2 separate regions of the Homo sapiens genome follow, and region 2 is linked to region 1. A link is a loop called in an ENCODE intact Hi-C map of the cell type or tissue named here. Cell type or tissue: PC-9. All regions are shown on one strand. Each heading gives the region's core, and the rest is flanking DNA. Links, peaks and the distances in the headings are about the cores only.

Region 1 (10,229 bases), core at 1,578-9,577:
AGATTTTATCACCACCAGGTCTGCCTTACAAGAGCTCCTGAAGGAAGCACTAAATAGCGAAAGGAACAACTGGTACCAGCCACTGCAAAAACATACCAGATTGTAAAGAACATCGACACTATGAAGAAACAGCATCAACTAATGGGCAAAATAACTAGCTAGCATTATAAGGACAGGAACAAATTAACAATAACAATATTAACTTTAAAGTTAAACAGGCTAAATTCCCCAATTAAAAGACACAGACTGGCAAATTGGATTAAGAGTCAAGACCCATCAGTGTGCTGCATTCAGGAGACCCATCAGTGTGCTGTATTCAGGAGACCTATCTCATGTGCAAAGACACACATAGGCTCAAAATAAAGGGATGGAGAAATATTTACCAATAAAATGGAAAGCCAAAAAAAAAAAAAAAGCAGGAGTTGGAATCCTAATCTCTGATAAAACAGACTTTAAACCAACAAGATCAGAAGAGACAAAGAAGGGCATTACATAATGGTAAAGGGATCAATGCAACAACAAGAGCTAACTATCCTAAATATATATGCACCCAATACGGGAGCACCCAGATTAATAAAGCAAGTTCTTAGGGACCTCCATAGAGACTTCGATTCCCACACAATAATAGTAGGTGACTTTAACACCCCACTGTCAATATTAGATAGGTCAATGAGACAGAAAATTAACAAGGATATTCAGGACTTGAACTCAGCTCTGGACCAAGCAGACATAATAGACATCTACAGAACTCTCTACCCCAAATCAACAGAATATACATTCTTCTCAGCACCTCATCACACTTATTCTAAAATTGACCACATAATTGGAATTAAAAAACACTCCTCAGCAAATGCAAAAGAATGGAAATCATAACAAACAGACCACAGAGAAAAAGAACTCAGGATTAAGAAAATCACTGAAAACTGCACAACTACATGGAAAGTGAACAACCTGTTCCTGAGTGACTACTGGGTAAATGACAAAATGAAGGCGGAAATAATGATGTTCTTTAAAACCAGGGAGAACAAAGACAAAATATACCAGAATCTCTGAGACACATTTAAAGCAGTGTGTAGAGGGAAATTTATAGCACTAAATGCCCACAGGAGAAGCAGGAAAGGTCTAAAATTGACACCCTAACATCACAGTTAAAAGAACTACAGAAGCAAGAGCAAACAAATTCAAAAGTTAGCAGAAGATAAGAAAAAACTAAAATCAGAGCAGAACTGAAGGAGATAGAGATGCGAAAAACCCTTCAAAAAATCAATGAATCCAGGAGCCGGTTTTTAGGAAAGATCAACAAAATAGACCACTAGCCAGACTAATAAAGAAGAAAAGAGAGAAGAATCAAATAGAGGCAATCAAAATTGTTATAGGAAATATCACTACTGATCCCACTGAAATACAAACTACCATCAGAGAATACTATAAACACCTCTACACAAATGAACTACAAAATCTAGAAGAAATGGATAAATTCCTGGACACATACACCCTCCTAATTCTAAACTAGGAAGAAGTTGAATCCCTGAATAGACCAATAACAAGTCCTGAAATTGAGGCAGTAATTAATAGCCTACCCACCAAAAAAAGCCCGGGACCAGATGGATTCACAGCCGAATTCTACCAGAGGTACAAGGAGGAGCTGGTACCATTCCTTCTGAAACTATTCCAAACAATAGAAAAAGAGGGAATCCTCCCTAACTCATTTTATGAGGCCAGCATCATCCTGACACCAAAACCTGGCAGAGACACAACAAATAAAGAAAATTTCTGGCCAATCCCTGATGAATATCAATGCAAAAATCCTCAATAAAATACTGGCAAACTGAATCCAGCAGCACATCAAAAAGCTTATCCACCATGATCAAATCAGCTTCATCTTTGGATGCAAGGCTGGTTCAACATACACAAATCAATAAATGTAATCAATCACATAAACTGAACCAATGACAAAAACCACGTGATTATCTCAATAGATGCAGAAAAGGCATTCAACAAAATTCAACAGGCTTTCATGCTAAAAACTCTCCATAAACTGGGTATCGATGGAATGTATCTCAAAATAATAAGAGCTATTTAGGACAAACCCACAGCCAATATTATACTGACTGGGCAAAAACTGGAAGCATGCCCTTTGAAAACTGGCACAAAGCAAGGATGCCCTCTCTCACCACTCCTATTCAACATAGTATTGTAAGTTCTGGCCAGTGCAGTTAGGCAAGTGAAAGAAATAAAGGTTATTCAATTTGGAAAAGAGGAAGTCAAATTGTCTCTGTTTGCAGATGACTTGATTTTATATTTAGAAAACCCCATCGTCTCAGCCCAAAATCTCCTTAAGGTGATAAGCAACTTCAGCAAAGTCTCAGGATACAAAATCAATGTGCAAAAATCACAAGCATTCCTATACACCAATAACAGACAGAGAGCCAAATCATGAGTGAATTCCCATTCACAATTGCTACTGAGAGAATAAGATACCTAGGAAAACAACTTACAAGGGATGTGAAGGACCTCTTCAAGGAGAACTACAAACCACTGCTCAACGAAATAAAAGAGGACACAAGCAAATGGAAGAACATTCCATGCTCATGGATAGGAAGAATCAATATCATGAAAAGGTAATTTATAGATTCAATGCCATCCCCATCAAGCTACCAATGACTTTCTTCACGGAACTGGAAAAAACTACTTTAAAGTTCATATGGAACCAAAAAAGAGCCCGCATTGCCAAGACAATCCTATGCCAAAAGAACAAAGCTGGAGGCATCACGCTACCTGACTTCAAACTATACTGCAAGGCTACAGTAACCAAAACAGCATGATACTGGTACCAAAACAGAGATATAGACCAATGGAACAGAACAGAGCCCTCAGAAATAATACCACCGCACATCTACAACCATCTTATCTTTGACAAAGCTGACACATACAAGCAATGGGGAAAGGATTCCCTATTCAATAAATGGTGTTGGGAAAACTGGCCAGCCATATGCAGAAAACTGAAACTGGAGCCCTTCCTTACACATTACACGAAAATTAACTCAAGATAGATTAAAGACTTAAACCTAAGACCTAAAACCATAAAAACCCTAGAACAAAACCTAGGCAATACCATTCAGGACATTGGCATGGGCAAAGACTTCATGTCTAAAACACCAATAGCAATGGCAACAAAAGCCAAAATGGGATTTAATTAAACTAAAGAGCTTCTGCACAGAAAAAGAAACTATCATCAGAGTGAACAGGCAACCTACAAAATGGGAGAAATGTTTTGCAATCTATCCATCTGACAAAGGGCTAATATCCAGAATCTATAAAGAACTTAAAGAAATTTACAAGAAAAAAAACAAACAACCCCATGAAAAAGTGAGCAAAGGATATGAACAGACACTTCTCAAAAGAAGACATTTATGCAGCCAAGAAACATATGAAAAAAAGCTCATCATCACTGGTCATTAGAGAAATGCAAATCAAAACCACAATGAGATACCATCTCACGCCACTTACAATGGCGATCATTAAAAAGTCGGGAAACAACAGATGCTGGAGAGGATGTGGAGAATTAGGAATGCTTTACTCTGTTGGTGGGAGCATAAATTAGTTCAACCATTGTGGAAGACAGTGTGGTGATTCCTCAAGGATCTAGAACTAGAAATACCATTTGACCCAGCAATCCCATTTCCCAAAGGGTTATAAATCATTCTACTATAAAAACACATGAACACGTATGTTTATTGTGGCACTATTCACAATAGCAAAGACTTGGAACCAACCCAAATGTCCATCAGTGATAGACTGGATAAAGAAAATGTGGCACATATATACCATGGAATACTATGCAGCCATAAGGGAGGATGAGTTCATGTCCTTTGCAGGGACATGGATGAAGCTGGAAACCATCGTTCTCAGCAAACTAACACACGAACAGAAAACCAAACATTGCACGTTCTCACTCATAAGTGGGAGTTGAATAATGAGAACACGTGGACACAGGGAGGGGACCATCACACACCGGGGGCCTGTCAGGGGGTGAGGGGCTAGAGGAAGGATAGCATTAGGAGAAATACCTAATGTAGGTGACGGGTTGTTGAGTGCAGCAAACCACCATGGCACATGTATACCTATGTAACAAAACTGTATGTTCTGCACATGTACCCCAGAACTTAAAGTATAATAAAAAATTAATAAAGAAGGTCAGTTATATCATGTTTAACAGGATCAGCAGCAGCTTTGTAAGTGACTTTACAGAGACTAATAAGGGATTTGATCTTTCTTTTTTGTTATCGAGGCTTTTGAAATGTGGAACTTGTGTATTCTGCTTTGTTTATTTATTATCTTTTCAGACTCAGTCTATATTTTATGCTGAGTTTTGAAAATGAAATACTTTATGTGAACCGGCAAAACTGGTACCAAAGGGAAACATTAACCATTTGGAAGAACATTTCTGTAAGGGGAACAGGTGACAATATACACGTGTGCTAACTGTAAAATGAGCATCTTAATCCTTAAAGCAAATCAGAATTGAATACGAATAATCTTTTCGTCAATGAAATAAACACAGCTCTTTGAGGATTTGAGACTACATTTACCCTTTATTCATAGTCGCTTACAGTTTTGCTTTTCTCTGCATTTCTCTGCTGTAAGATGACTGTTGCATTGTTGAATTGTATTTTGAGTGGATATTTTTGTTTGGTAATAATTAAAATTTTAAATTGTAAAAAAAAAAGAAATGTAAACCAGCCTGAGTTCAATTATTTACAGCCTCTCACATCAGGTGAGATGGCGCACTCCTAAGTTGAAGACAGTGTTCCAGGGCAAGTCAATCAGATATCAAAAGCATGATTTCTGCAGACCTGAGACCATGTCTTCTGCATATTCCAATTTCACTTTCAGAAACTGCCAAGTCACAAGCCACGTCTACTAAGGGAATGACACAACATTATGAAACCTCCACCATAGCATGAGCAAGTCAAACAGGTTTCTTACATAATAAAAGCTTTGCCATCTCACCCAGGGCTTGACTCCTTGTCAGCCCCTCCACCCCCAGAAAAAAACACTGAGATATTTGGACAGCTGGGTGTGACCCAAGCTTGGGGCATGGGGCAATGTTCAGGTCAAGGAAGTGGGAGGCCAACTTTACCATGGCTTAGAGGCCCTGGAATATGTCGGATACAAAGGAGAGGAAATGCTTAGAGACCCCTGGTTCCAACTCCATCAGAGTGTACTTGGGGAAGTTCTGGGTCTAGACCTATCTCGATCCTGTGGAACTGCAGAACTCACTAATCTCCTGGAATTTTCTGAACTGTCTTCAGCTCTCTATCAGGTCATAAGGGTTGGAGCTTCTCCCTAAGGACTTTCCCAATGCCCAGAACTAAGAGAAGCTGCATGTAGAGCTTTCACCCACAATAAACAACTTGCATAACAGGGCAGGTCTAAATTTCCTGAAGGAAGGAAGAACCAAGGGCCAAGAAAGATACAGATAAGTTTTCCAGCTGGAAAAGAAATATCCTTCTATGCCAGACTAAGGCAAAAACAAACTAAAAATTTACCCAAACCTTTCCACACAAACATTTCACTCATTTTTCATTCTGAACTGCTAGGATAATCATAGGGCACTCATATTACATGTGAGGTCTGGGTGAAAAGAGCTAATCAGTTCTATAAAATATATGATCTCTCTCCAGGTACAGTGGCTCATGCCTGTAATCCCAACAATTTGGGAGGCCAAGGCAGGTGGATCACTTGAGCCCAGGAGTTCAAAACCAGCCTGGGCAACATAGTGAAACCCTACCTCTGAAAAAAAAAAAAAAATTAGCTGTGGTGGCATGCACCTGTAGTTCTAGCTACTTGGGAGAAGTGGGAAGATCACCTGAGCCTTGGGAGGTTGAGGCTGCAATAAGCCATGATTGCACCAGCCTGGGTGAAATATATACATGATCTCTCTACTTTCCTGAGTCTTCTTATTCAAATGAAACTGGCTCTTAGTCCGGACGGATCACTTCTGATATATGATCTAAAATGATGAGTGTTTTTATGTTGGGAAAATTAATCAGGATGTTATTTTTGACATCGCATTGAAAGAGACAGAATTTAAGACATATCAAGAAGGCAAATAACTCCATTTTACAAGAGTTTGCTTTTGCAGTTTTAGTGGAAGGAGCGTTACTGAACAGGTGGATTTCTATCTCAATAATGAGAACTCATATCCAATATTATCCTTGGCATTTTGAACACATTATCTCTAACTTTCACAACAAATCTGCAAGTTAGTCATTATTGTCCATTGCAGGGATGAAGAAACCTGGGTTCAGAAAGGTAACTTTGGCTAGGAAGGGAGAGGTGGACTGGGGACAGGCCTGCTACCTCAAAGCACCAACTCTTTAACTCTTTTCATTACACCATGATGTTTTTCCCTAAAGGAAAGAAATAAGTCTAGACTGAAAGCATCTTCTGGTTTAGGTAATTCAGATTAGACCCAATCCTTCCTTAGAAACTTAACCCAACCCCTTGCCAAATGGTAGGTAGTTTGGAGATGAAATCACACTACCTTTAAGGGTCAAAGTGTCATGTTTTATACATTTTTGGTTTTTTTTTCCCCTCTTGCTTCAGTGCAATAAATCACAGCAGTTCAGGCGTAAAATTACCTGCAATTTGTGAGCAGGTCTTAGACGCATGCTGTTGAGAGCAGTGCCCAGCCCACCCAGGCTTTGCACTGAAGGATCTAGTCCAGAGAAGCTCCACAGAGAGTCTACTGCCCTCTTCAGGGATAGTTCCTGTATTTACACAGTCTTTCCTTTTGTGCAAAAAGAGCCAACTCATGGGCTAACCAGCAGCCATTCTCTTCCTGCTCAGTCTATCAACGGGTAAACTCCTGGAGGGCAGGATCTAGATTTGATTTATCTTTGCTTCTCCCATGCAACACTTGCCTGAGCTCTGCTGGCTTCTGGGGCTCTTTTGCTCCAACAAGTGATGCTACACACCAGGAGGTGAAGTTCACCAAGTAATTCATACATCCCTGTTCTCAAGAAACTGATACTCTAAAGAGGTAATATAAAACCATCAGGAAAAAAAAACAGCTAATGTTTGAATCTGGGGATATAAGTGTTAACTTGTATGTGTGCCAGAGTCCTCAGGACGCCTCATGCAAGAGGAGAAACTTGGAGAATGGATAGGATTGGGGTAGGTGGGAGGCATGGTGGATGAGGGGAGCAAACACAGGAAGTAGAGGGCAGAGGAAATTATGGTAGGTGGAGGAAATAGCATCTCTCTCAGCATTACTGGTGCTTTCTTTCTACTAGCCCTCTTTAGTCATAACCATTCATGTTGGGCCTCTCCACAAGTTTCCATTGTATTTCCCTGTCTTTGTACAGGAGCCCTGATGATGTGGAGGGGAAGCAGTCTGTAGTCCCGTGACTAGGTCTCAGTCTGCTAGTGACACTGTGAGTCAGGGCTGTGGCCTTCCCAGGTGCTTCTGTTTTTCCCCGTTAGGTTAGACAGGATAGCTACAGGGTGCTGGAGTTGCGTATTTCCATTCCCCTAGGTCAGTTAGGCTCTACCAGAACCCCAGCTGGTTAGGTTCTGGAAAGTAGCTTCCCTTGAGGGAGACCCCATTAGAAGAACAGAATGCTCTGGCATATTTCAAAATGGTGACTTTCTCCTGATGTACAGGGAGTTTTGCTCAGATCTTCACTGATAATCTGGTGGCATTCCTGGAGGTAGCACTCGCAGAGTTGTGGGGCACCCCCTTAAGATTGGCTCCTACTGGAGTTTTCACCTCCCAAACTTGTCCACACTGAGCCTTCAGCAATACATCAATATGGTTTAGTATTGGTACCTGGCTCCCACAGAGGTTTCTTCTCTGGTAAACTGTGACTTTCTGTATTCACCTGTCTGCCTCTCCCTAATTTTGGGAGCATTGGTTTGCCCTGTGACCTCAGTTCTCTGTTGGATCTAAGAAAACTTGTTGAGTTTCAGTCTGTTCAGCCTTTTTGTTGTTCTGAGTACCAGAGTGATGACTCCCAGACTCCTTTTATGCTGCACTTGAAAGCAGCACTTTCCTGCAGTGTGTTCTGCAAAACATGAGTTTATCTATAGAGTTCTACACAAGGTTAGAGTTCAACAGCAGCAGGGGCCCATGTTCAAGGAGCTTTGAGAAATAGAGGTGTCTTTACAGCAGCTCTTTTCAGTGCCTTTATTATATCAATATGTATTTAATTACACTTTATGGGACAATCGATTGCATTGTTTCCTAAATGGATTTGACCATGAAGTTCTTTTGGGGAAGAGTGTTTCAGAAAACCATCTTCCTCAGAATTGGGGAAATGCTGCCTTACAGTTTTTCTAAATACCTTCTCCTTGCCTGAGGTTGCTGCTTCTTTGTGGGCCAGTTGACATAATCAGTCCTATCTATGTTCATTCATCCACAGATACTTACTAACTCTCCATTACGTGCCTGGCAGTGTGATAGGTCTGATGGGGGATACTAAGTGTTTAAGACATGGTAGCTTTTAGATTTACAGTCTGGTATGGAAAGTAAGACAGACATGCACAGAAATAACTAGTTCTGGAGACTTCAAAGAAAGAAAGGCTCCCTTAATATTTCTACTATTTACAAAAGGTGAATCAAATTAGAGAACCAAAACAGAAAATAATTTTTTTAAATGAAAGCTGTTTACTTTCCACATTTCACTGAGGTGCCAAGTTGGCTTCAAGAGTGAAAAAGTCTTGTAGATCAGGTTTCTTGGCAGAACATCAGTCTGTACAACACTGCCCACGACCTGCCATCTTGTTCACCGACCCGTGCTCATCGCAACATCTCCTCACGGAGTTTCCAGGGGTCTCGGTGGACAGCATCAGCAGGCAGGAAATAAAGGGCTGGGTGGACTCACCCAACCAAAATCTTGTTTTCGGCAAGTGTTAGGGCTTTGTGGAGAAGTGATGCGGGATCTGTGGCACCATCCACCTGTCAGCCTCTTGTCTGCCTTTTGGACAGAGCCTTTCCTTTCCTGGCTAAAGGACTCATCCTTTCAGAACATGCCTCCAGCTTCTAATGATGAACAATACAAGAAAACAAAAGACAGCTGCCTTGGCTCCAGGCACAAGCATCCAGAAGGAACCAAAAACTGGCAATGAGTCACCAGCTCGTGAATTACCAAGAAAAGTGGTTTTTGTATGCAGGCAGGCAGTTTAGTGCAACCTGAGAGAGCTCAGAAGATGCTGCCCCAGCTCTTCCCCTGCTTGGCCCTCACTCAGTTGCAACTGGGCCTGAAATCCACCCTCAGGCAGGCATTTTTTATTTTCTCAAGCAGTTTTTCTCTGAAAGTCATCTTTTTTAAAAGCAAATACTTAAGGGGGGGAGGATGTAATTTTAATGCTATAGTCTTCTCATGGCTGTTATCAAGTGGCAACATTTTGGGATAAAAGGAACAAAAGACAAATCATTTTATCTTATTCCTCAGTTTCTTTGTTTGTAAAATAAGGGATGAAATAAGAAAGTTCTAAGTTATGTTCCCACTTTATGACTCATTATCACTCCCAGAATTGAAACAGCATGAAGGCACTGGAAACTCAGGGGAAAGGGAGGAGAAGGCCTCACGGCCTGAAATAAGTTATTAGTATTTATTTTCTGTAATAGAAGAGAATAGGGAATGCCCGATTATGTTATATGCCATAAGAGTAAGTATTGTGTTTTGTGAAGCTTTTGTTGTACATATAGATTTAGGTATAGATACAGATAAATATGTAGATATATGATATATGCATATTGTATTTGTTGGAGTTCTCCATGGAAATAGAACCTATGTGTATATTTAGGTTGGCAGACTGAAGACTCAGGGAAGACTTGGTGTTGCAGCTTCTGTTTGATGACAGTCTGGAGGCAGAATTCTCTCTTACTTGGGGGATCTCAGTCTGTTTTTTCTTAAAGCCTTCAACTAATTGGATAAGGCCCACTCACATTATGGAGGGTAATCTGCTTTACTCAAAGTCCACTGATTTAAGTGCTAATCTCATCTAAAAAATGCCTTTACAGCAACATCCAGACTGATGTTTGACCAAATATCGGTACTGTAGCCTAGCCAAGTTGACACATGAAATAAACCATCTTACATATAAGAGTACCCAGCACACACACACGCACATGTGAGAGTACCCAGCATACACACGCACATATGTTCAAAGGGAGTGATAAGATAGAAGATGACTGACGCTCAGCCAGTCAGATGCAC
Region 2 (10,229 bases), core at 1,371-9,370, 52 kb after region 1:
TAGCTGGGACTACAGGTGTGTGCCACCACACCTGGCTAATTTTTGTATTTTTAGTAGAGACGGGGTTTCACCATGTTGGCCAGGCTGGTATCGAACTCCTGATCTGCCCATCTAGGTCTCCCAAAATGCTGAGATTACAGGTGTGAGCCACTGTGCCTGGCCAAGGGTGATCTTTTTTTTTTTTTTTTTTTTTTTGTAAAACAAGGTAGTCATCTTTCACAAAAGTGAATTGAAATCATGCTCTTTAAAGAGAGACATTGCTTGCAACTTTTAGAAGACAGCTCCCATTTCCAATCTCCCATTTCATTATATAAAAATATTTGTCCATGAGTATATTTTAACAAATTATTATACTACATATAGGAAAGAAGAAAAAAGATTAAAGCCATGGAAGGAAAATATCTGGCCTATATGAATTAGGATTAGATTTAGCAGAGACCTAAGAGAACTGGCTTGAGCATGAAGGAAACTTATTTTTCTCTTACCTACAAGTTTGAGTGAGCATTCCAGGGCTAGCATGGGGCCTCTGCTCTTTGATTTCTACAGAGACCGTGACTTCGTACAGCTCATTACTCTCCCAGCTCTAGGCTGTGACCTTCATCCTCATGGTCCAAAATGATACCTACAGCTCCAGCTTTCAAATCCATATCCTTGACAGAAGGATGGAGGAAGAGTCTAAAATAAAAGGAAAGTACACATAACACATGGAAAAGCTCTTGGAAGCTGTCACATGAATTTTGCTAGCCAGAACTTAGCCGTATGCCATGCCTAATTGTAAGAAGTGCTGAGAAAGATTTTTTTTTCCCCTGAATGGCCATGCACTACCAAAAATGTAACTTTCCGTTGCTAAGGAAGAAGGGAAAATGAATTTTGGGGTGCAACTACTAGGTCTGCCACAGACTGAACTGAATATTTCCTTAAAACAAATCCCTAGATTACTGAGTTAAAATGCATATATTTTAAGAGCTTACAGCTGAAATGGCTAGCCACTCATCAAAACTGACATTCTTCCTTCTGGGCACACAGTTACACGCTGTTCCCTGTCTCCCTTACAATCTGGCATGGTCAGTTACTGAATTTTGGCTAATGGGATTTGAGCAGAAGTGATGTGTGCTGCTTCCTAGACTGGCCCTAGAAAGCCTCCCGTGTTCCTATCCTTTCCAGCTGGTCAGAATGGAAATATGCCTTGTGCAAAATTGGAAGTCACATACTGAAGATGACAGAGCCAGCAGCAGCTGGTCTCCCATCTAGTATTTATTATGTGTGCAAGAAATAAACTCTACATTATCCATTTTAGGATCATTTTGTTACCTACCCTAGACAAGGTTCTTAACAAATACAGTGAAATAATTTCCAGAAAAGATTGTACTACTTTCCATCCCACCAAAAGGAGAGGTACATGCCTGTCTTCCTTAACACAGTGATTATAATTTTTAAAAAATATTTACCAGTTTTATAGAAAAAACCAGATTGTTTGACATACATTTCTTTGTTTTCTGGTTACACAACATATTTTAAATGTTTACTAGCCTTTATGTAACTTTGCTCCCACCTCTTGGTTGCTAATTACAAAGCTAGTATTTTTATATGTTTTTTTTCCAAGATTAAGATGATTAACTACTAATAAAGGGGGATACCACATTGGACAAAGCCAACATATGAAAATACAAATTAATATAAGAGATAAACTAAAGAATTATTTGTTTTGTAAAGCAAAGAGAAATTTCCAGCCTAACAGAGAGAGCAGGAATTTTGCCAGAGATCAAGAGAATCACTTTCAATTCAAACAGTAAATGGCCAACACAGCCCAAACTCACATGCTTCTAGCAGGGTAGATTTTAAAAGCCTTCATTCACTTAAGTAGGTGATAGGAAAGATTATTTTCTCACCCCATACTTAGTAACAGGGCTTGAAGTTCACCTGGGGGTCTGTCTGGCACAGTGGCTTATCTATCAGCTGTTAACAGTTTGAGGAAAAACTATTGGTTATTTTAGACCAGAAGCTGGCAAAATATGGCCCATGGACTAAATCCAAATTGCACTTGTTTTTGTAAATAAAGTGTTACTAGAATACAGTCATGTCAATTTCTGCATGTATTGTCTACGGTTGTTTTCATGCTGTAATAGCAGAGTTGATAGATTACATTAGTTGCAAAGCTTAAAATATTTATTTGGCCTTTTACAAAGTTTGCCAGCCCTGCTCTAGACCTTAAGGCTGTTCAGGTTTTGTGTCTCTTCTTGAATCTGTTTTGGAAATTTCTTTCCCAGGCTTTATTGTATTAAACTTGTTGACTTTTTTGGCATACAATTTTTATATTACCTCCCATCCTCCTTTTAATATCTATAGAAATTATAAAGATGTTCCCTCTTTTATTCCTAATGTTGGTAATTTATATCTTCCCTCATTTTTTTTCTCATTAAGTCTAGGAAGATGTTTATAAATTGTGTCTATCTTTAAAAAAAACCCAGCTTTTAGTTTGTTTTTTCTTCTATAGTTTTTTTTTTCTGTTGTATTGATTTTCATTCTTATCTTTATCATTCACTGTACTTTGGGTTTAATTTGCTCTCCTTTTTAGCTTCTCAAGATGGAAGCTTATTCATTTTGATAACTTCTTCCCTAATATATGTAGTTAGAGCTATAAATTTCCCCCAAATCACTGCTTTAGCTACAGACCATAGATTTTTATATACGTTTTTATTATTCAAGAATTTTTCTAATTTTCATTGTGAGTTTTGTCTGATTCATGAGTTATTTATGAGAGTGTTGTTTCATTTCCAAATATGTGGGGTTTTTGTAGATATCTTACTGTTACTGGTTTTGTCAACATAAAAAATATAGAGAAATGAATCTCTAAAAAGAGTTTTTTGGAAATATACAAAAAGTAGGATTGCAGTCCAGGACATACATACAGATCAGATGTTATGTCTAGAGAACAGAGGAAAGGTCAGAGTTTACCAGAGAAAGAGGAGGTTATGCAAGCTGTTTTGAAAGAAAGCTTATTGGCACTGGCAGCATGTTATAAGGGCTGGTGGGTTCTGATTGGCAAGTGTCAGTAGCTATTAGATAGGACTTATACACTTGGATTTGTGGTTGGGTTCTTGCAGTTTTGGACTGGGCTTGTGAGATGGTGTGTCCAGTAAGTATTCTTAGATAAGGAGCTAGCTGTCCTTATGTGACTCATTCAGGAAATTGTAATTTGGAAAAAACTGCAGCTTCCAACTCCTGCTTTTGGATTTTTGTATCTCTTTCTTTAGATGTGTTAATTTTAGCTTCATGTATTTTATTTGTGATACTGGTAATTAGTGTCTTTGGTTATCTCACTTAGATATTTATCAATTTTATTGCTCTTTCTATACAGTCAATCTGATTTTTTCTATAATTAGTTTTTAGTTTCATTGATTTCTGCTCTAATTTTTATTATTTCTTTTCTTCTGCCTTAGACTTTTTTTATGTTAAGGTAGATATATAGATTATTGGTTTTAGATCTCTTTTATAATAGCATTTAATGCTATGAATTTCCCTCTAAGCACTGCTTTTACTGCATTTTACTAACCTTGGTAGGTTGTATTTTAATTTTGTTCAAAATATTTTTCTAATTTTGTCTTTATTTGTAAAGCATAGCTTCTTTGAATATAAAATTCTGGGTTGACACTTTTTTCCCCCCAGCACTTTAAATATGTTTTCCAGTGACTTCTGGCTTCTACTACTTCTGATATGTCAGGTTTTAATTATATTGTTTCTCTGTATATATAAGGGTTGGATGGGATTTTTTCCCCCCAAGATTATCTCTATCTTTGGCTTTCCGAAACTTGACTTAGGTGTGGGCTTTATATTTATCCTGGTTGGGTTTTGCTAACATTCTTGGATCTGAAAGTTGATGTTTTCCACCAAATTTGGGGAGTTTTCTCTATTTCTTTAAATATTTTTTTCTTCCTTTTCTTGATCTAAGATCCCAATTTCATCTATGTTGGACTATGTGATATTATTCTGTAAGTCTCCAAGTCTCTATTATTCTTCTTCATTCTTTTTACTATGTCATTTAGATTGGATAATTTTTATTGCTCTATCTCAAAGATCACCAATTCTTTTTCCAGTTACTGTGCTAATGAGCTTATCTAGTAAATTTTTCATTACAGTTATTACATTTTTCAACTTTAGATTTCCCCTTTTATGTAGTTTCCATTTCTATGTTGAGATTCCCTATCTGTTCACTCATTAAGATTATGCTTTTAATTCTCTGCACATATTTATGATAGCTACTTTGAAATTTTGTCTAGTAAATCCAATATCTGAGTCCACTCTGAGTTTCTATGTATTACTTTTTTCCTGAGTATGGGTCAAACCCTCCTGTTATTGGCAGGCCTAAAGAGTTTTGGATGAAAACTGAAAAATTTGATGATACTTTGTAGCAACTCTATACTGTTATGTTCTTCTGAGGACCAATTTTTTTATTGTTGTATTTGCTGCCTGGAGTTGCTTGGACTCAAACTATCTCACCTTATACTGTACAACAGCTGGTATCTCTGTTCAGTTCTTTCAGCTTTAAGCCATTTATTTTTAGCCTGCTTCCCAGGGTCACCCCTCAACTTGTGTAGTTTAGCAGTCAGCCAAGGATTTGGGCAAGGTTTGAATCAGATTTTGCAGTTTCCTTACTGTTCTGTTAGTCCAGCGCTCTATCCTCTAACATTAGAAGTGCGTTGGGGAAGGCACTCAATCAAAAAAGCAGCAAACTCACAGACCTACCCAGTGCAACTCTGTTTTTCAAACGTGATCCCCTCACTGGGTCTTGCTTTGTGCAAAATAACTTAAAGACTTTGGGACAGTTGCAAAGGGTGGGGGATGGGATGTTGCTATCAGATTTGTCAAGCTCTTCCTGATGAGTCGAATTTGGATGAATCACAGCCTGGCCAACACAAAGCACCTGCCCGTCCCTTCAGCGTCTTGATCAAACAGCATTTAATAAACACCACATGCCCTTGGGCTTCTGCTGAGGACAGTTGAGATGAGGTTAAGCTCACATTGGCCCTGATAACCTACAGCTTGAAGTCTCTGGAGTGTCTATCTCTGGGGCTGTGTCTGTATAACAGGCTCATGAATAGAGAAGGAAAAAGGACCTAGGATATCTTGGATCCTAATCTCTTTGTGACACTCATTGTTTGGCTTATCCCCCGGTTGTGACTTATTGGAATACTCCTCCGGGTATATGTATGTGTTTTTTGTTTGTTTTCTTGGAGGCTGTATCTGAATCTCAGCTGTGACTGACATCTCACAATGATGTGTACTCAAAAAGGCCCCATTTAAATTATTCAGGTTGCTGCAAACCAAGTGGTTATTTGGAAACTTAGAAAAACCAGGGAGAAGCAGAAATTTATATTTCTAAAAATGAAGTAACAAATTCGTTGATTTATTTCACACTTTTGGTTGAACATTCATATTAAGCTGTTTTTTGTAAACATATTACTAAGAAACTATTCTGATATGGCTTATTTTCCAGTGAACTTATGTGCACACATTAATTCATTAATATATCATGTCTTACATTTGTTTTATAAATATATAGACATGCTTCAGTCCCTGAGAAATTCTAAGATAATTAAGTGACCCCAAAAAGCAGTGTAACTAGTTAGTTCACACCACAAACAATGAATAAACTGTTTGCTGAATTTCCTGTGTTCCAAGTGGTAACACTTGCATCATAGTTACAAAACTTCAGTTTCCTGGTTTATTCACTTATGCCATTCATTTAACAAAACTGCTAGGTCAGACACTGACAGGCTCTGCAACATTGCTTCACACAAACAGAACAGTCTGTGCTCTCAGGAACATAAGATCAATGATAAGTAAATTAAAAATAAATATTTCGAATAATGATAAATGGTTCAGGGAAAATGAAGGTGATGAGGTGGAGAGTTCCTGGTGAACTTTTCAGGAATTGAGCCATGTGAAGATCTGTGGGAGAAGAATTCCAGACGAGTGAAAAGGGAAAGTAATGTTTTTGAGGCAGGAGTGCATGTGGTTGAACCAAGCCTCCAATGGAAGTCTACTGGCCTAATTTGTTTATTCATATTCATTTAATCAAATAGAACAAAGAGAACTAAGCACCTGTCCTAGAGCCTGACTCTTCTGTTTAGAAATCTAGGGAATCACTCTCTTCTAACCCCACAGCCTTCAGCCACAAAATGCCTGTGGTCACACGCACTTCTCCAACTGGGTTCTTCCAGCTCCTCAAGGAGAAATCTCTACATAATTAGGGCTTCCTTTGTTCAGTTACTCTTGTGTGACAGATGCACCGAGAGTAATAACTTAAGCATACCCTGAGAATGACCCTATGGTCTAAAAAGAATGTGTGTTTGGATTTCCAAGTGAAGAAATCCAGAAATGGCCAGTCCAAAGATTCATTCTATGAGAAACATCTAAACCTACAGGCCAGCCCATGGAATGCAGACCATACAGGGGATCAAGACCCTTTGTTTTGGGTTAAATGAAGGTTGCCAGGTGGAGGTTACCAGGGGGAGGGTGCTAACTAAAAATACTATATAAACTGCATGCTTTTTACAAGAAGTTAGTGGTTCTTCTGTCCAGACCACTGCCACCAGGACAGTGTCCTGTATGTAAGTCCCCTCAATAAGCTCTGTGTCTCATTTGCAGGCTCTGGGTCTCTTCTTCAGCCTCTCAAACATCCTATTGGGGATGCCATCCCTATTGGGGTCAATAGGGGTCTGGCATGACAACTCTGCAACCCTCTTACCTTCCAAGAAGGGCTCTGTGTATATGCACTTCAACACCTGGCACCAGTTGGTTTTTGGGTTTTCCACTTGCTATACCCTCAACTAAGCTCTGCATTTAAATTTCTCACTCTTTCCTCAGAAATCTATGATTGCTGCCAGTTAATTTTCACATAGATTATGTTAAATGCTGGGAATAGAAGGGATTAAAGCACAGACCTGACTCAGGGGGCAGGGGTTGGTATTGTCCTTCGTGAGGCATACGGCTTCTGTGATCGAGGCCCCCAGTGCTCTCCTATAAGGATGCCGGACACAAAAGAGGCCGGGAAGCCATTGAGGCTCTCAGAGCTTCCAGTCTAATTCCAAGGGTTTCAGGTTGTGCAATAGTCTTCAATTGCTCACTGCCTGGATGATATTTCTGAAAAGTCTGCAAAAGCACAAAGCCTTTTCCGATATTTCTTAGGGAGTTTCCCCAAGAATCAAAGACCAAAATTTGTTCTTTGGTCAAATGCAGGCCATGGGGCTTCTTCCTTTGTCTTGGCAGTGTGACTTTTCACCACGTCTCCTCGAAAAGTTGAAAAGGAGATGCACTTATTTGTCAAGACCCCGTTAAATGGAAACAGATGCTTGCCTTTTAAACATCTCTAGAATCCACCCACTTCATTCCATCACCACCACCTGAGTCACCATGTCCTCTCACCTGGACCACAGCATTAGCCTCAAAACTCATTTCCCTGTATGTAATTCATTCTCCACTTAACAGCTAGAGTGTCCTCTTTAAAAGGCAAGTCTGACTTTGCCCTGCCTATGCTTAAAATCCCTTAACAGCTCTTATTTGCTCTATGAAAAAGACAAAACTGATCAAATCCTGCATGCTGTGGCCCTCCCCACCTCTCCATTCTCTGTTCTGTTACCTCAGAAAACTTCTAGTGCTTTTTCTAATACTCTGAGGATCTTAGAAATTCTTGGAAATGTTTAATTACAGCAGTTTTGAAGTTCTAAGGAGCCAAAGGAGACCACAGGTCAGCTGGCATTTTCCCAGTACTGTCCCCACTGGAGGAGGTTAGCACTTTATTTGTGCCTGTGGGTGGGTGTGAGTGTGGGCATGGATAGGTGTTGAGGGGGTGGCCTCTCACACAGGCGTGGGCTGTGATGTGCTCTGTCCCCTCTGGACATCTGAATTCTGGCTGCAGTTGTCAATGGGATTCATCTAGTGGTTTAATTGACTTACAGTTCTGTATGGCTGGAGAGGCCTCAGGAAACTTACAATCACGGTGGAAGGGGAAGCACTCACCTTCCTCACAAGGTGGCAGGACAGAGAATGAAAGCTCAGGAAAAACTGCCACTTTTAAAGGCATCAGATCTCATGAGAACTCCCTCAATATCACGAGAACAGCATGAGGGAAACTGCCCCCGTGATCCAATCACCTCCCACCTGGCTCCTCCCTCAACACCTGGGGATTACAATTTGGATTACAATTCAAGATGAGATTTGGGTAGGGACACAGCCAAACCATATCACTCAACATCCCCTGGCCACAACTCCTTCACCTATACGATGGGGATAATAATGCCTGTCAGCAAAGGAGATAATGTGTGCCCAAGCTCAGCATGTCTGTGAGACAGAAGCAGCACGGGAAAAGAGGAACACTGAGGATGTGGCTAATTGGGGTAATGGGGCTTCTTCAGGCTCTTTCTTCAGCTCCATGTGGTTTCTCATCTCAGCACACACTTGGAGCGGAGCAGCCATTCCTCCCGGGGCTGAGGACCCAGCTCACATGGAACATCTCTGGCCCACATGTTCTGAACCCCTGGGTTTTTATTATAAATCCCTGGTTCTGTTTGTCTCCCTTGGGAAGCCACGGGGAAGCCCCTGCCCTGGACCAGGCCTCAGCATTTCTCAGACATAAGCGGTGGCCCAGGCTGCTAAGCACTCTCCCTGAGGAGAGAGTGTGGGGCAGTGAGTGGAAGGCCTGGCCATCAGCCCAGTGCTTATCCGCCTCGTGCCTCCAGCCTCCAGGGGCCCGGGATGATCCTTCAGACATAGTCCTCAGGCCCTGGGGCTGACCAGTCATCTTGGTGTCGAGAGTTATTATTTCTTGCCATGTCAGATAGCCTTGAAGTGTTGATGCATTGCCAGGCAGCCAAGGCTGTTTCAAGGATGGCTGAGTCTGAGCTACTTATCAAGAATGAGTGCTCTGATCTTGGGTGGACATGTTTCCTCTGGCATCTTCTAGCCTCCAAGTTACTGCTTTCCCCTTTTTAGTTTACTGTAAGCTGGAGAGATGGATTGGCTCTAACCCAAGAAATAAGCACTTCCACTCACATAGAGGCCCCACAGAGTAAAAGCGGGAAGAATGAGCCCTCAGCCAAGCAGCCAGCTTGCCAGCAGACATGTGATCTGGGCAGATGACACAATCTCTTTGTTATTCAATTTCCTCTTATGCTAACTGAAAATAATACTAGCACTTACTTCCTAGGGTGGTTGTGGGTATTAAATGAGTTAATATTTGTAAAGCACTTAGAACAGAACCTGGAACTTATTAAATGCCGCATTTGTTAAGATACATACTGATACACATGCATACGGATGCAATAGGGATGGCATGGACGTTTGTGCCTTCAAAGACCTGGGTTTCAAGTCCAGGTTCTCTTTTACTGTCTGGGTCACTTTGGATGAATTACCTGCCCTGTCCAAGCCTGTTTCCTTACCTGTAAAATAGAACCAAAATACCTACCTAGAGTTATTTGAGAATGAAAGCAGGTATATATGAAAGCACAGAATCAGGCACATATGTGGTACTTAACAAATGTTTTTTCTTCTCTATTCCCTCGTAGGCCTCTTCCCAGTAGTCTCGCAAAGGCATAAGCCAATTTCTTCCCTCAAATCGGTGCTACTGTCTTGCCTACAATGCTCTGTTTTGTCTTCTTCCCCTCACTATTCTCTGCTTTGTTACCTCAGGAAACTTCTAGTGCTTTCTCTAATACTCTGAGGGTATTACAAATTCTTGGAAATGTTTAATTACAGCAGTTTTGAATTTCTAAGGAGCCAAAGGAGACCACAGGTCAGCTGGCATTTTCCCAGTACTGTCCCCACTGGAGGAGGTTAGCACTTTATTTGTGCCTGTGGGTGGGTGTGAATGTGGGCATGGGTAGGTGTTGGGGGGGGTGGCTCTCTCACACAGGCATGGGCTGTGATGTGCTGTGTCCACTCTGGATGTCTGAATTCTGGCTGCAGTTGTCAATAGAATCCATCTAGTGCCAGTCCCTCTCTCAGTACAGTCGGATGGAACCCTTTTACTTTGGACTTACAAAACAACTAAAGGGATGAAGCAGAAAGAACTACTGTTCTGTGAAACTTGCCCCGATTCATCATCAGGCTGTGTGCTCCCTGTTCAGAGACCATGTCCTCTTCTTCTTCTTCTTGTCCTCCAATCACCTTTAGCCATCAGATGCCCAATATTCATCAACCTCATCTAACCTGTTTCCTTGCTGTATCATCCT

The links. Hi-C counts contacts between places; a loop is a spot of excess contacts. Peaks named below come from ENCODE experiments on the same cell type or tissue, not always from the same donor. Only the 100,000 strongest peaks of a DNase experiment are listed, where the experiment ranks them.
Region 2: a loop joins it to region 1, with 10 times the contacts of the local background. A loop is called at or near these places in 4 of 110 quality-filtered maps.

Annotation. Positions count from the first base shown.
Region 1 is chr7:106,360,465-106,370,693 of GRCh38, forward strand. No RefSeq gene overlaps it. Among named protein-coding and RNA genes, the nearest start is that of NAMPT-AS1, 80 kb to the left of the region's middle. In PC-9, for the core only: no CTCF peak of the experiment used is centred there; a DNase peak (open chromatin) is centred at 5,007; H3K4me3 peaks cover 499 bases; H3K27ac peaks cover 4,602 bases.
Region 2 is chr7:106,412,547-106,422,775 of GRCh38, forward strand. No RefSeq gene overlaps it. Among named protein-coding and RNA genes, the nearest start is that of NAMPT-AS1, 130 kb to the left of the region's middle. In PC-9, for the core only: no CTCF peak of the experiment used is centred there; DNase peaks (open chromatin) are centred at 4,915, 5,705 and 6,215; H3K4me3 peaks cover 2,089 bases; H3K27ac peaks cover 4,335 bases.